Regions from separate parts of the Homo sapiens genome. Here regions 1, 2, 3 and 5 are each linked to region 4. Evidence: chromatin contacts called from ENCODE Hi-C or POLR2A ChIA-PET data. All regions are on one chromosome and are shown on one strand. The core of a region is the stretch at or near the end of the contact, and the rest is flanking DNA. Distances in the headings are between cores, read along the strand shown. Region 1 holds the start of ATP5MF-PTCD1 (ATP5MF-PTCD1 readthrough). Region 2 holds the start of ARPC1B (actin related protein 2/3 complex subunit 1B). Region 3 holds the start of FBXO24 (F-box protein 24). Region 4 holds the start of ZKSCAN1 (zinc finger with KRAB and SCAN domains 1). Region 5 holds the start of MOSPD3 (motile sperm domain containing 3).

Evidence for each region. A loop is a pair of places that touch in the nucleus more often than their neighbours do. ChIA-PET counts read pairs that join two places held with the same protein, here RNA polymerase II (POLR2A). Pooled maps may share reads with other maps.
Region 1: a pooled map shows a loop between it and region 4 (5-fold over the local background). The contact joins the promoter of ATP5MF-PTCD1 here to the promoter of ZKSCAN1 in region 4. A Hi-C loop is called at or near these places in 1 of 168 maps with a recorded cell type or tissue (naive thymus-derived CD4-positive, alpha-beta T cell), 3 of 37 single-sample maps with no recorded cell type and 7 of 50 pooled maps. POLR2A ChIA-PET finds 5 or more read pairs at or near these places in 8 of 52 experiments (Caco-2, GM10248, H1 and 5 more).
Region 2: a pooled map shows a loop between it and region 4 (4-fold over the local background). The contact joins the promoter of ARPC1B here to the promoter of ZKSCAN1 in region 4. A Hi-C loop is called at or near these places in 3 of 50 pooled maps. POLR2A ChIA-PET finds 5 or more read pairs at or near these places in 3 of 52 experiments (CD4-positive, alpha-beta T cell, CD8-positive, alpha-beta memory T cell and HEK293).
Region 3: a pooled map shows a loop between it and region 4 (8-fold over the local background). The contact joins the promoter of FBXO24 here to the promoter of ZKSCAN1 in region 4. A Hi-C loop is called at or near these places in 6 of 50 pooled maps.
Region 5: a pooled map shows a loop between it and region 4 (6-fold over the local background). The contact joins the promoter of MOSPD3 here to the promoter of ZKSCAN1 in region 4. A Hi-C loop is called at or near these places in 7 of 50 pooled maps. POLR2A ChIA-PET finds 5 or more read pairs at or near these places in 3 of 52 experiments (CD4-positive, alpha-beta T cell, activated T-cell and naive thymus-derived CD8-positive, alpha-beta T cell).

The regions. Positions count from the first base shown.
Region 1 is chr7:99,464,765-99,467,464 of GRCh38, reverse strand. It overlaps ATP5MF-PTCD1 (ATP5MF-PTCD1 readthrough), which reads left to right and starts at 1,298. Exons shown (of 9, transcript NM_001198879.2): 1 at 1,298-1,336. The coding sequence starts at 1,324. It overlaps ATP5MF (ATP synthase membrane subunit f), which reads left to right and starts at 1,298. Exons shown (of 4, transcript NM_004889.5): 1 at 1,298-1,354. The coding sequence starts at 1,324. RefSeq lists enhancers at 1,110-1,229, 896-1,511, 1,512-2,129.
Region 2 is chr7:99,373,410-99,376,109 of GRCh38, reverse strand. It overlaps ARPC1B (actin related protein 2/3 complex subunit 1B), which reads right to left and starts at 1,380. Exons shown (of 10, transcript NM_005720.4): 1 at 1,329-1,380. RefSeq lists silencers at 470-1,109, 1,120-1,999 and an enhancer at 2,300-2,700.
Region 3 is chr7:100,584,991-100,587,690 of GRCh38, reverse strand. FBXO24 (F-box protein 24) reads right to left here and starts at 1,363. Exons shown (of 10, transcript NM_033506.3): 1 at 1,027-1,363. The coding sequence starts at 1,065. It overlaps LRCH4 (leucine rich repeats and calponin homology domain containing 4), which reads left to right and starts at 1,562. Exons shown (of 18, transcript NM_002319.5): 1 at 1,562-1,810. The coding sequence starts at 1,591. RefSeq lists silencers at 685-804, 1,565-1,994, 2,035-2,084 and an enhancer at 2,226-2,700.
Region 4 is chr7:100,014,180-100,016,879 of GRCh38, reverse strand. ZKSCAN1 (zinc finger with KRAB and SCAN domains 1) reads right to left here and starts at 1,284. Exons shown (of 6, transcript NM_003439.4): 1 at 1,154-1,284. RefSeq lists a silencer at 1,029-1,198.
Region 5 is chr7:100,611,217-100,613,916 of GRCh38, reverse strand. It overlaps MOSPD3 (motile sperm domain containing 3), which reads right to left and starts at 1,377. Exons shown (of 5, transcript NM_023948.5): 1 at 921-1,377; 2 at 648-723; 3 at 211-440. The coding sequence starts at 1,125. RefSeq lists a silencer at 1,335-1,394 and an enhancer at 1,515-1,784.

The sequences.
Region 1 (2,700 bases), core at 49-2,548, 550 kb after region 4:
CAATGCCACCTCTGAAACAAGAAATGTAGCAGAATGAACTGAACGAGGGTGGCATTTATTTGGCAAGTTATGACTACAAGACCTGCTCTCGAGGTTGTTTTAAAAATCGGAGGCCCGGCGCGGTGGCTCACGCCTGTAATCCTAGAACTTTGGGAGGCCGAAGCGGGTGGATCACGAGGTCAGGAGATTGAGACCATCCTGGCTAACATGTTGAAACCCCGTCTCTACTAAAAATACAAAAAAATACAAAAAATTAGCCAGGCGTGGTGGTGGGCGCCTGTAGTCCCAGCTACTCGGGAGGCTGAGGCAGGAGAATGGAGTGAACCCCGGAGGTGGAGCTGGCAGTGAGCCGAGATCGCGCCACTGCACTCTAGCCTGGGTGACAGAGCGAGACTCTGTCTCTAAATAAATAAATAAATTAATTAAAATAATCAAAATTGAAGTAGCCCGGGCAGTGTGGTTCATGCCGGCAGTTCCAGTATTTTGGGAGGCCGAGGTAGGAGGAACGCTCGAGGCCAAGAGTTTAAGAGCAGTCTAGGCAACATAGGGAGACGCCTTCTCTACAAAATATAATTAGCTGGGCGTGGTGGCGTGCACCTGTAGTCCCAGCTACTTCGGAGGTGGAGGAAGAACGCTTGAGGCCAGGAGTTCAAGACCAGCCTGAGCAAAATAGAGAGCCTCTACCCCCACTCCTCACCACACTGTTTCCACCAAAAAAAAAAAAAAAAAAAAAAAAAAAAAAAAAAAGCTGGAAGTGGTGATGTGAGCCTGTAGTCCTAGCTACTTGGGAGGCTGAGATGGGTGGATCGCTTGACTCCGGGAGTTCAAGGCTGCAGTCAGCCGTGATCAAGCCACTGTCTGAAAAGTAAATGCTCGTCTGAAAAGTAAAAAATAAAAATAAAAATAGACTGGGCGCGGTGGCTCACGCCGGTAACCCCAGAACTTTGGGAGGCCGAGGCGGGGGGATCACGTGAGGAAAGGAGTTCAAGGCCAGCCTGGCCAACATGGTGAAACCCTGTCTCTACTAAAAATACAAAAATTAGCTTGCTGTGCTGGTGCACGCTTGTAGTCCCAGCGCGGCCTCTTCCCACCTTTTAAGGTAGAGAGCCCAGGCTGAGGCGCCCCTCTCTCTAACTGCAGGACCCTCGGATTTTTGCTGTCCAGGCACCTCGCCCTTCGCTTCATGGCCTTCTAGTAGTTCCAGGGTGTTCGCAGTTGTGACCTGCTTCCCGTGAGCCTCTGCTCTACGCCCCTGGATGGGGCGTGCATTCCCTACCCAGCAGCCCTCGCGCGGTCCGGCACAGCGGACACCAGGACTCCAAAATGGCGTCAGTTGGTGAGTGTCCGGCCCCAGGTAAGGCTGTTTGGACTCCGTGGTGGAAGCAGGAGCCAGGGTCCAGGGTCCAGAGCCACACTGGGAGAGAAGGAAGCTGCGGAGCTGCCTGCCCTTTGCTCAGGCACTTCGCCACGACCTCACTTGAGGCGCGCCAGACCCCGCTCCGCCTGCCCAGGCGCGCCTTCCTGCTGCCCAGGGCCTGCGCCAACCGGGTTAGGCGTGGAGGGTGAAGGCATCTGGGGCACGCGCTTCTGGGCCTGGGAATGCGCCGCCTTGGGCCACTGTTCCTCTTTCCGCTAAGAAATAGCCGCTTCCCTCTCCCGCTGCGACCCAGTTGCTTTGCACTTGAATGTTAGGCGCAGCTTTTGCCCTTTTTTCCCAAGGCTTAAGCTCAGATGAAGCTCCAGGAGGAGCTCAGGACTAGGACTGTACCTGATACCATGTAAGGTTCGATGCATATATGTTGAATCAGAGAGGCGAGGTGACCTGTTCAAGGTCACAACTCGTGCGAGGGCTGAGCTGGTATTCAAACCTGAGGATTCGTGGTAAATGAACTTTATTCTCTAGGACGGCCTTATGACTAGCAGGCTTTTCCGAGACACCCATGTGTAAATCGCTACATTCATCCCGCTGTGCACACTGATGATTTTTGTTTGTTTGTTTTTGAATAGTTAGCCCTAGATGCTCCATAGTAGCCTTGTCAGAGAGTCCTTGTTGGGAAAGTCGATTCCATTTTACAGATGAGGGAAATAACTGTTCGGGATGTGGTGTGGCCTCTCTGAGGTCACACAGCCTGATAGTGGCAGAGTTTTGATTAACACATGTGTGTCTTAGCTCAGTTTCTGGTTTTTTTTTATCATTTTTTTTTTGAGATGGCGTTTCGCTCTTGTCGCCCAGGGTGGAGTGCAATGGTGTGATCTCGGCTCACTGTAACCTTTGCCTCCTGGGTTCAAGCGATTCTCCAGCCTCAGCCTCCGAGTAGCTGGGATTACAGGCGCAGGCCACCATGCCCAGCTAATTTTTGTATTTTTAGTAGAGACGGGCTTTCACCACGTTGGCCAGGCTAGTCTTGAACCCCTGACCTCAGGTGATCCATGTACCTCGGCCTCCCAAAGTGCTGGGACTACAGGTGTGAGCCACTGCGTTTCTGTATTCTTTTTTTTTGACATGGAGTCTCACGCTGTCGCCCAGGCTAGAGTGCAGTAGCTGATCTCGTCTCTGCAACCTCTGCCTCCCAGGTTCAAATGATTCTGCTGCCTCAGCCTCCCAAGTATCTGGGATTACAGGCACACACCAGTACCTACGCCCGGCTAATTTTTTTTTGTATTTTTAGTAGAGATGGGTTTCGCCACGTTGACCAGGCT
Region 2 (2,700 bases), core at 131-2,630, 640 kb after region 4:
AAGTAGCTGGGATTACAGGCATGTTACGTGGCTTTTTTTTTTTTTTTTGAGACGGAGTCTTGCTCTGTTGCCCAGGCTGGAGTGCAATGGCGTGATCTCGGCTCACTGCAACCTCTGCCTCCCGGGTTCAAGCAATTCTCCTGCCTCAGCCTCCTGAGTAGCTGGGATTACAGGTGCGTGCCACCATGCCTGGGTAATTTTTGTATTTTTAGTAGAGACAGGGTTTCACCATGTCGGTCAGGCTAGTCTCGAACTCCTGACCTCAAGTGATCCGTCCACCTCGACTCCCAAAGTGTTGGGATTACAGGCATGAGCCACAGCGCCTGGCTACATTTTATTTATTTATTTTAATAGAGAAAGGGTCTCGCAATGCTGTCCATGCTGGCCTCCAACTCCTGGCCTCAAGCGATCCTCCCGCCTGGGCCTCTCAAAATGCTAGGATTCTATGTGTGAGCCACCGCGCCCGGCCGGGATGGGTGGTGGTAGCCTCCGGGCTGCATTGGCAGAGGAGGCAGGGGGAGGTCTGACTCCCCAGGCTTGCACTCCTGATCCCTTCACTGCCCGCGGGTGCAGCCCGGCCCCGCCCCGCCCTAGGCGGCCTGGCTGCTCTCCCAGCGCCTCCGGAAAGGGAGGGGCTGCTCGGATCTGCCCTGGCCGCGGAGCCCTGCAGCTGAGGGGGTGCGTTCCGGGACCCCGCCAGCCAGGCCCGCCCCGTACGGGACCCCTCGGACCTGGCCCGGGGGAGGCGGGTGGGAGCAGCGGGAGCGGCCAGGAGGGCAGGGGCGGGGCGGCAGGAGACGCCAGCTCATTTCCCGGCGGCTGCAACCCGGAAGGCTCCGGGGATGGAGGGGAAGTGACTGGGTGTGGGGCCCCGCCGGCCCGAAGTAACGGGGCTACACCGACCGACCGCGGGGCAAGGCTGGGGATGGGGGCCGGGGAGCAGGGGCGGAAGGCACGAGGCGGAAGCTTGGGGCCGGGGGCTGGGGACGCCCCGAGGGCGCCCGGTGCGCTGGGAGCCCGCGTTTCCACAGTCTGGCCCTGCGGCCACCCCCGCGCCCCCTCCAATCCCAGGGCTCCCTCTCCTTTCCGTGAGCCCCTCGTCCCCGCGCCCCCTCCTCTCCATGTGCCCCCACTCATCCCCGTGCCCCTATTGGGCGGCGCCCCACATCTATGCGTCCTCACTTCCAGGCGCCCCCCGGTCCCCTCCTTGCACCCCCTCTCATCCCTCCAGTCCCGCTCACTCCCAGGCGGCGCCCCACATCTACGCGCCCCCCCACCTCCAGGTGGCTCCCCTGACCCCCACCTCCGGGCGCCCCCACGGCCCTCACCTCCCGCGCCCCGGCCGCGGACTCTGGGCAGTCGACGCGCCGAACCGGCTCTGGGCTCCGCGCCGGAGCAGCAGCCACTTCCTCGTGGGCGGGGGGCGGGGCCTGCCGACCTCAGCCCGGTAGGGCCCGGGGGCGGGGACCTGGGGCAGCGGTCGCGAGATCCAGGTCCCGCCCTCCCTTCGGGGTGGGGGTGCTGCCGGTACCCGCGCAGACGTCGGAGCCCAAGGCTCTGTCCGCAGAAGCCGTCCGCAACCACCGTCAATGCTTTACCAATGGGGAAACTGAGGCTGGGAGCCAGGCGCGCAGCCTGAGCCGCCGCTGGGCTGGACCTCCGAGCCTGGGCCGGGCGCACGGCCCCCGGGGACTGCCGGGCGCAGGGTCGGGGAGTCACGTCCTCTGAGCCCGGACGGCGGGTACTGCGGGCTCCGCGCTCACACGCAGGTGAGCGGCTAGCGAGCCCTGCAGCCCCGTCGGCAGCCAGCGAGGAGCTCCCTTCACGCTGATGCCGGTGGGCGCCAACTGTGCAGGCCCTGGGCGGGGAGCAGGCGGTCCGGGCGTGGCCAGGGCAGCCCGGCCCCGCCCCCTTGGCCCTCCGTGTCCTCGCCACGAAACAGGGGTGCTGTCCCCGGGCAGGGTGACACTGGCCGCCCCTGCTGACGCTGGCCGGCCAGTTAACTTCTTTCCTTTCTGTTTTACGTCAATCGGCTTCACTTCTTTAAGTTACCCGGTTAGCCTTGCAGAGCCGCCTGATTGCGGGTCTTGGGCTAGGTGGTCCCCGGAGTCTTCCCATCCTGACCCTCTGCCTCTTCAGTGGATACGTGGCCTGGCGGCCAGGCAGATGGAAGAGACCCCAGTGAAAACCTTACCTCGGCCGGTCGCGGTGGCTCACGCCTGTAATCTCAGCACTTTGGGAGGCCGAGGCGGGAGGATCACGAGCTCAGATCGAGACCATCCTGGCTATCACGGTGAAACCTCGTCTCTACTAAACAATACAAAAATTAGCCAGGCGTGGTGGCGCATGCCTGTAATCCCAGCTACTCGGGAGGCTGAGGTAGAAGAATCGCTTGAATCTAGGAGGCAGAGGTTGCAGTGAGCCGAGATCGCGCCATTACACTCCAGCCTGGGCGACAGAGTGAGACTCTGTTTCAAAAAAAAAAAAAATTAGCTGCAAGGAGCCCCATGGCGTGATGGAGCGCTGCTGTAATCCCAGCTACTCGGGAGGCTGAGGCACGAGAATTGCTTGAACCCCGGGGGCAGAGGCTGCAGTGAGCCAAGATGGGGCCCCTGCACGCCAGCCTGGCAACAGAGCGAGACTTCCTCTCAAACAACAACAAAAACCTTCCCTCCTCTTCTCTCCTTCAGACCCCTCTCT
Region 3 (2,700 bases), core at 114-2,613, 570 kb before region 4:
GCATTCAAGGCTGCAGTGAGCCATGACTGCACCACTGCACTCCAGCCTGGGCGACAGAATCAGACCTTCTTAAAAAAAAAAAAAAAAAGGCCGGGCGCGGTGGCTCACGCCTGTAATGCCAGCACTTTGGGAGGCCGAGGAGGGCATATTGCCTGAGCTCCTGAGTTTGCGACCAGCCTGGGCAACACGGTGAAACCCCGTCTCTACTAAAATACAAAAAATTAGCCGGGTGTGGTGGCGGGCGCCTGTAGTCCCAGCTACTCGGGAGGCTGAGGCAGGAGAATTGCTTGAACCCGGACAGTGGAGGTTGCTGTGAGCCGAGATCGCGCCACTGCACTCCAGCCTGGGCGACTGAGCGAGACTCCATCTCAAAAAATAAAAAAATAAAAAGAGGAAGGGAACGGAAGGGAGAGGGAGGGAGGGAGGAAGAGAGGAAGGGAGTGAAAACATCCACTGTGAAAACTGAGGGAGCGGGAAAGGGCTGTGCGTGGAGGATCCAGAGACCTGGTTTCTAGAGCAAGCCAGCTGTCAGGAACTTGCTGTTCGCTCTTGCTAACGCATCAACTTCCCTCTGCCTCAGTTTCTGCATTCGTAGCACCAAGGGCGTGTTCTAGGCGGTGAGATCCTTTCTAAGCCTCTAAAACCCCGTGGTCTGGTCCCCTCTCCATTCCTGTCCAGGGGAGCTCCTCGGGTGAGACGGCAGACCGTGCAACGCTGCACCTACACCCTCCCTCCTCGAGCTGGGCATCTCCAGGCTCTGGGAAGCCCCCCGCCCGCCCCCAGCCCGGGGGTCCCGAGACCCCTGCCAGAGGCTTCACAGTCGGAGGTCCCCCCGCTGCCCCTTCAGCTGCGACAACCGCCAGTGCACTGGCCTCAAGCAGTCGCCCGAATCCCCTCAAGCCCTGGACGCCGGCTAGCCCCCTAACACGTCCAGCTCGCACTCGCCACTGCAGCGGCGAACTGCGTTCCCGGCCGGCCAGGGGCTCCGCGTTCATTCTTAACCTCAGTCTTAAAGTTCTAGCTCACCCGCCTCCTCCTTAGCAAAGGGACCGCCTTCTCGCCCATGCTATTGGTAGGTAGAGCCGTCCCTCAGAGAAGAGGCAGGTCCAGATTCCCTTCGGAGGCTCTAATTGGCCTTCTTGACAGTCACTCGCCTGTATCTGGCTTACGATTGGTCTTTGGGGGACGAGGACTAGGCACCCCCTGCTTGCGGTCCCTCGGCCCGTTTTCCTGCTAGTGGAGTGCCGGTGTCCCCTCCTCTTGGTTGGACCTGATTGGCTCCACCTCCCGATCTGAGCATTGTGATTGGGTGCAGCTGCGCTGGGCGGGACGGCCTGGAGCGTCGGCCGTTGGCGAGCGCTCTATCCTTGTTCCCCTCCCTTCTCTCGTCAGACTCCGGCGCCGGAGCTCCACCCCCACTGACGGGTTCTGATTGGCCGCTTCTGACGCGTCTCGGGGCCACGATTGGTCCGTCCGGTCCCGGACACCGCTCCCTCCCCCTTGAGGCAACTACGGCGGCTCCAAGGAGGGGGTGGGGGAAGGAGGGACGGCCGGTCCCGTCAGTCAGGCAGCGGGAGCCGCCGGGAGCGGATGGCGGCGGCCGTAGCGGCTCCACTCGCCGCCGGGGGTGAGGAGGCGGCAGCCACGACCTCCGTGCCCGGGTCTCCAGGTCTGCCGGGGAGACGCAGTGCAGAGCGGGCCCTAGAGGAGGCCGTGGCCACCGGGACCCTGAACCTGTCTAACCGGCGCTTGAAGCACTTCCCCCGGGGCGCGGCCCGTAGCTACGACCTGTCAGACATCACCCAGGCTGGTGAGTGCAGCCGGGCCCCGGGCCCAACCGGGTCCCTCATTTGCATAGCCCCACCCCGGGCCCCGCCCGGCCCGGGAGTCGGGCCCGCCCCTTCACCTGGCGGCCAGGGTTGCTGCCCCTCCTGATTGCCCTAAACCTGCAGCCATCCTCTCCCATCTTTGAGAACCCCCTAGACAATGAACGTGCTTCTCGTTTGCACAGAACGCCCTGCGCCTCCGAGCGTTGGGAGAGATTCCTCCTTTCTCTTTATTTGCATATCTGCGCACCTGTAGGATGGTCCCGCCCCTCACCTGGTTGGCTTATTTACATGATCTCTTAACCTCAGCTCCAATCGGTCTATGAAGCAGTCCCCACGAGCTCCTCTAATAACTGCTTTCTCTCCCTCTTCATCTACACCTCTTAACCCCCGTCCCACCGAGATCCGAGCAGCCCCGGGCACCCCCTTCCCAGTGACTGGCCCCTAAGCCCGAGGTTTCTGCTTTCTGTGCCGCAACCCCGCCCCCTAAGGTCCTGGCCCTCTCCACTGTCCACGCAGCTCTCCAGCCTATGGGAAAGAAACAAATCTCTACCTCCCCTCACTCTTTTCTCCCTGAGCTCTTCCGCCTATTATCCCCAACCGGCTTATCTGAGATTCCTCCTCCTCCTTCCTAAGCCTGTGAGGTCACTGTGGAGCCTGTGACCTCATAGGGATCTTAGAATTCCCATTTCAGTTTCTGCTTTCCCCCGGGGGAGGGACTTGAGGCCGTTGCTGGAGGGAAGGAAATCTTATCTCCTAGCTGGGAGTGCTGGCCAGCTAGAGACTGTCCTTCCACGCCTCCACCCGCAGGATCTGTCCAACCATGCACCCTCCACCCTGGTGTCTGTGGATGGTAGGGGGTGGGGGACTTAAC
Region 4 (2,700 bases), core at 35-2,534:
ATTTCTCCACATTTGTTCAGCATATATACTAACAGTGCTTTGCTGATGTGGTTACAATGAATTCTCCACAATTCAATTCAACAAGTATTTATTGACCGCCTCCAATCCGCCTAGCACTGGCCCGTACAATAAATGCTTTCTTTGGTCCCAGGCCATGGAACAGCCACTCTCTATAATGAAAGTATCTTACTGTGTACAGGGGGCACTGCAGGAAAGGGAGGGGAGGGATGGAGGAGTGTCAAGCTAAACTGTAGTTAATTCTTCAATTACATTGACCAAATCATTTCGAAGTCGGAAGGGCCTTTTGAGAAAATCCAGTTAGTTTTTATTGATGACGAAATTAAGACTTGGTGAGTGTCTCGTCTTATCCAAGGTCACTCAGCTAATCAGTCTCCTAGTGACACAGTGCAATTTCCACAAATTCCCTTCACTTCTCACCCCACTCCATGTCAAACAGAGCAACTATCCAGAATTGAAAAATCCACCTAACGTCCCGGACAGCTCTTTTCCAAAGCCTTCAAAGCATTCCATCAAGCTGAAAGAGTGGGGTGTATATAATCTCTACTAGATCCCAATCACCTATTTATCCACTATGACTAGGCTTCAAATACTCTTTAATCACCGCTCAGTGATGAGGGTGGGAGAAGGAAAGGCAGGTCTGGAAACGTATGCGGCACCTCAAAATGTGTCCATCTCTCATCCTTCCGCTCATTTCACCTCGAGGTCCCGAAGGAACCGGGGGGGGAAAAAGACACCTCACCGGAATCAAAGCAAATGGCGACTAAGGGAGAGCAGAAAAATCAAGACCGGGGTCGGTTCGCTCGCGACCCCGTTTGCAGAAACGTCAAAGGGCGATGACGACACTGCGGGAGAGGGGCCCACAGACGGCTTCTCCCCGGGTCTCCGGGCACCCTCAGCCACTGAAACCCTCGCCCCCTCCCCGCCTGATCCTGGGGGTGGGGCGGGGACGTCTCCCAGGAAGAACGGCGCTTTCTACGGCCGGGCCCGGCCAGGAGGCAGGGGCATGGACTCTCTTCGCACAACAGCGGGGCCGCCTGGAGGGGGTCCCAGGGCCGCAGCTGCGGAGCCCACCCTCGCGCACACACCCTTGCGGCCCCGCCCTCCCACCCCAGAGGCCGGCCCCAAGTCTCACCGTGAGCCCCGGGAGCGGCCTGGGGGCGCTGGGCGAGAAAGGGGAGCTGACTCTGGGGCTCAGGCCGGCCGAAGGGCACCGCACACGGACTTAGGCCCTCCCGACGCCTCGACACAGACACAATGAGTCACAAAGGCCGGAAGCGTGTCACCACCTCGTCTTCCGGGACCGCGCCGCGCTTCCGGGTCCTCTCTAGGAGCGCGGGAGGACTTTGCATCTCGGTTTCCGAATCGCTGGACCAGGCGCCTGCCCTTGAGTTTTCAAGCCTCCAGCTTGGAGGATCAGGTCCCAGTCCGCCCCTAGTTAATGCAGGGACTAACGGGAGCAGGTGGTGGGGGGTTTCAGGCTTTCCCCTACTCAAACTCAAACAGACTCTCCAGCTCAGACACCAGTCCATGTGAAAGTTCGATTTCACCTGTCTTTTTCATCTCAGGCAGTCCTTGTAGTAATTATAGTTATTATCAAGCAATATAGTACTTGGTAATTGTATGTCTGTGGCAAAGGAACTGAAACAAGGATGTAGACTGAGGAAGATCAAAGTGAAGCCAAGGGTGGCTGGTTTCCCAAAGCTGCCACGGTAGCTTCTCTCAGGGCCCTGGAGCTATATGGAGTGGTATTTTCAAATACTTGGCCCGTGGACAAGGGATGTCTTTCCACAAGCAAGCATAGTTATAAGGTTCTGTGCTTTGCTCATGTGGCATATGCTATTATAGCCGTTTAAAAGGAGTTTTCAGAGTAACAACAGACACTTTTACCTTCAAAGTGCTTTCACAACCTACCACAGTTACAGCCTTCATCTTTGCCTTGCAGGGTAAGGCACGCATAAGAGGGGGCCACGTTGTGCAAGGGTGGGGGGGACTACAGGCTTTAATGGTTGTGACTTTCCACTATGTTCCGAGACAAGTTCATGGGAGAAACTCAGTAGCTTGGTTGCATGACTCTTACTGCTTGGAGAGATTTACTTTTTTTTTTTAGATGGAGTCTCGCTCTGTCACCCAGCCTGCAGTGCAGTGGCACCATCTTGGCTCACTGCAACCTCCACCTCCCAGGTTCAAGCGATTCTCCTGCCTTAGCCTCCTGAGTACCTGGGACTACAGGCGCACACCACCATGCCTGGTTAATTTTTGTATTTTTGGTAGAGAACAGGGTTTCACCATATTGGCCAGGATGGTCTCGATCTACTGACCTTGTGATCCACCCGCCTCAGCCTCCCAAAGTGCTGGAATTACAGGCGTGAGCCACCGTGCCCGGCCAGATTTACTTTTTAAAAAATGTTTGAAAACTAAAAAGCAATGACAGGGCCAGACACGATGACTCAAGCCTGTAATCTTAGCACTTCGGGAGGCTGGGACGGGAGGATTCTTGAGCCCAAGAGTTGGAGACCAGCCTAAGCAACGTAATGAGACCCTCTCTCTACAAAAAATACTAAAATTAGCTGGGTGCAGGGTAGTGTGTGCCAGTGGTCCCAGCTGCTTGGGAGGCTGAGGTAGAAGGATAGATTGAGCCCAGGAGGTTGAGGCTGCAGTGAGCTATGATTGTGCCATTGC
Region 5 (2,700 bases), core at 128-2,627, 600 kb before region 4:
AACTTTTTCCTCTAAGTAGAAGTCAGAAACCAGGGAAGCTGTAAGTCTTTTCCCCCTCACCTGATATAAAATCTCAACTCGGAGGAATGTTTCCACCAAAAGACAAAAGACTGAACCAGGAGACTTCTTCAAATCCAATTTATCTCATCTCTAGGGAAATGCTAGTTCCTCCCTCCCTACAGAACTCAAGATCCCAGTCTCCCAACTCACGCTCCTGGAAGTGTCTGGCCGTGGGTGGTGGTGTCCCAGCAGGAGGCCCTGGGCGAGGCGCTGGATCTGGCTGTCCCTGAAGCTCAAGGGGGTACGCTGGGGCTCTCAGAATGGAGGTAATGTCCTTGCGTCCCACCACTCGGCCCTCAGCTCCTTCCTCAGACAGCTCAATGCGGAAGCGGTCCTGGACATCATAGTGGCTGGGAATGGGTGCCACATGGCGAATCACACTGGTCCCAAGGTAGGAGAGAAGCCCATTGGGGTGAATGAGGCAGTAATCCAAGGAAATCTGGGCCTCCCCCCAGAAGTCTCTCCCTTAGGGGCACAGGCAGAGGATAGGGCAAATAGGTTAAAGGGGGCAAGGTCTCAGACCTCAGACAACAGGTGGCAGCGACCCCTGGCTTCCACAAGCCTCCCCACCCTCCCAGCTCACTCACATGTCAATGCAAGACTGGGGCTTCACATATCCCTCTGCGTCAAACACCGTGTATTTGGCAGGTGCTGTGCACAGGACTGGGGGATAGAGACACACACAGACAAGCCCTGCCATGTGGGTCATTTAAGTCCCCTCTGCCTTCTGCCCCGGAGGCTGGACATGACTTTCCCAGTCCACCAAAGCTGGACGTGCAACCCTACCCATCTGACTCCTCCAGCCAACACAACCCCCCAGTGTCCGGCCACCAGCCCCCACGAGGCGCCGATCCCTTTACCTCGGAAGCGAAGCGCAGTTCCTGTGGGGTTATAGAGGGTCAGCAGCTGTCGGGGTCCGCTCCGCTGGTCCGCCCTGAATACTAGATCCGGGGGAAAGACCAGGACCGGGACAACGGGTCCCAAGGGAGGAGGGGCGCCCCGGGACCCCCGCCCAGGGGGCCCCGGACCCACCAGCTCCTGGTCCTGGGGCGCCCCACGGCGCATGCAGGCTCTGGGCGGTCGGACATCCGAGGGCAGAGCTCAGGGGACAGGGCCTGGAGTCAGAGCTGGGGGGCGTGAGGGGCGAAAGGGGACAAGATGAGCTCCCGGAGCAGGGCCTCGACTGATGCCGCCGCCGCCTTGGAACCCCGCTAGATGGGGCTCCCGCAGACCCAGGCCCAGGGCCCCCAAGACCTTTCCTCTTCCAGCTCTGCCCCAGGTTCCTTCGGACCCGCCGAGCCCCACCTCGACGGCCACGCCCACCCCGCTAAACCCGGCCCCTCGCAGCTCCCAACCCGGCCTTCTCCTCACGCCCAGCTCACGATCTCCATAAGCCCCGCCCCGCCGCTGGCCTCGCCCCTTCCGGGCGTTCCCGGACGCCCGCCTCCTCTCTCCAGCCAGACTCCGCCCGCTGCAGCGGGCGCCTGCAGAGCGACCTGTGACGCCGCCTGCTTCCTGGGAGACCTGTGTTTGCGTCTCCGGCCCCTCCCTAAGCTCGGACACGGGCCCCATCGGGCTTCTGCCTCAAAACGGTCGCTCGCGTTAGGATGCCCACCTTGTGGTTAAAGCACCTGCCAGTCAGCTTGTGGTCAGATTAATGTTGCCATGTTCCAGAGAGTCCTTTTCTATACTTCCGCCGTACGGCCTCTGTCATTGGCTAGGACGTCTTTGTTTCTGCCGTAACTATACGCCGATTGGTGTGCTGAAAGACCAAACAACGCCCTCCTTCTGTCGTCTGCGATTGGCTGGATTCCGGTGACGTAACAGTTGTACTGGCTCGAACTCGAGCCCTGAAGTAACTCAGAGAACCGGGGGCGGGGTTTCGAACTGGGCTTTGTTCTTTCCTCCCTATTCTTGAGATGGTCCAAGTCAATCTCCCACCGGGAAGCCCTTTTCCTCCTCTTCATTCCAGGCTCTAGAAGCCTCTGCAGGAACCAAGCCTGTTTTCTTTGCTTTTTTTTTTTTTTTTTTGAGACGAAGTCTCGCTCTGTCACCCAGGCTGGAGTGCAATGGCACGATCTCGGCTCACTGCAACCACCGCCTCCAGGGTTCAAGCGATTCTCCTGTCTCAGCCTCCCGAGTAGCTGGGATTATAGGCGTGCGCCATCACGCCCGGGTAATTCTTTGTATTTTTAGTAGAGACGGGGTTTCACCATGTTGGTCAGGCTGGTCTCGAACTCCTGACCTCAGGCGATCCACTTGCCTCAGCCTCCCAAAGTCCTGTAATTACAGGCGTGAGCCACCGTGCCCGCCCTCTTTTTTGCTTTTTTAGAGACAGAGTCTCACTCTGTCGCCCAGGCTGGAGTGCAGTGGCGCTATCATTGCTCACTGCAGCCTCCAACTCCTGGGTTCAAGCGATTCTCCTGCCTCAGCCTCCCGAGTAGCTGGGATTACAGGCGTGCATCACCATGCCTGGCTTTTTGTAATTTTTTGTAGAGACGATCTCGCTATGTTCTGCAGGCTGTTCTCGAACTCCTGGGCCCAAGCGATCCTCCCACTTAAGCCTCCCAAAGTGCATGAGAGCCACTGTTCCTTCCCCAGGCTCAAAGTCTGTTTTCTATGGGTTGGAGGTTCCTCCCA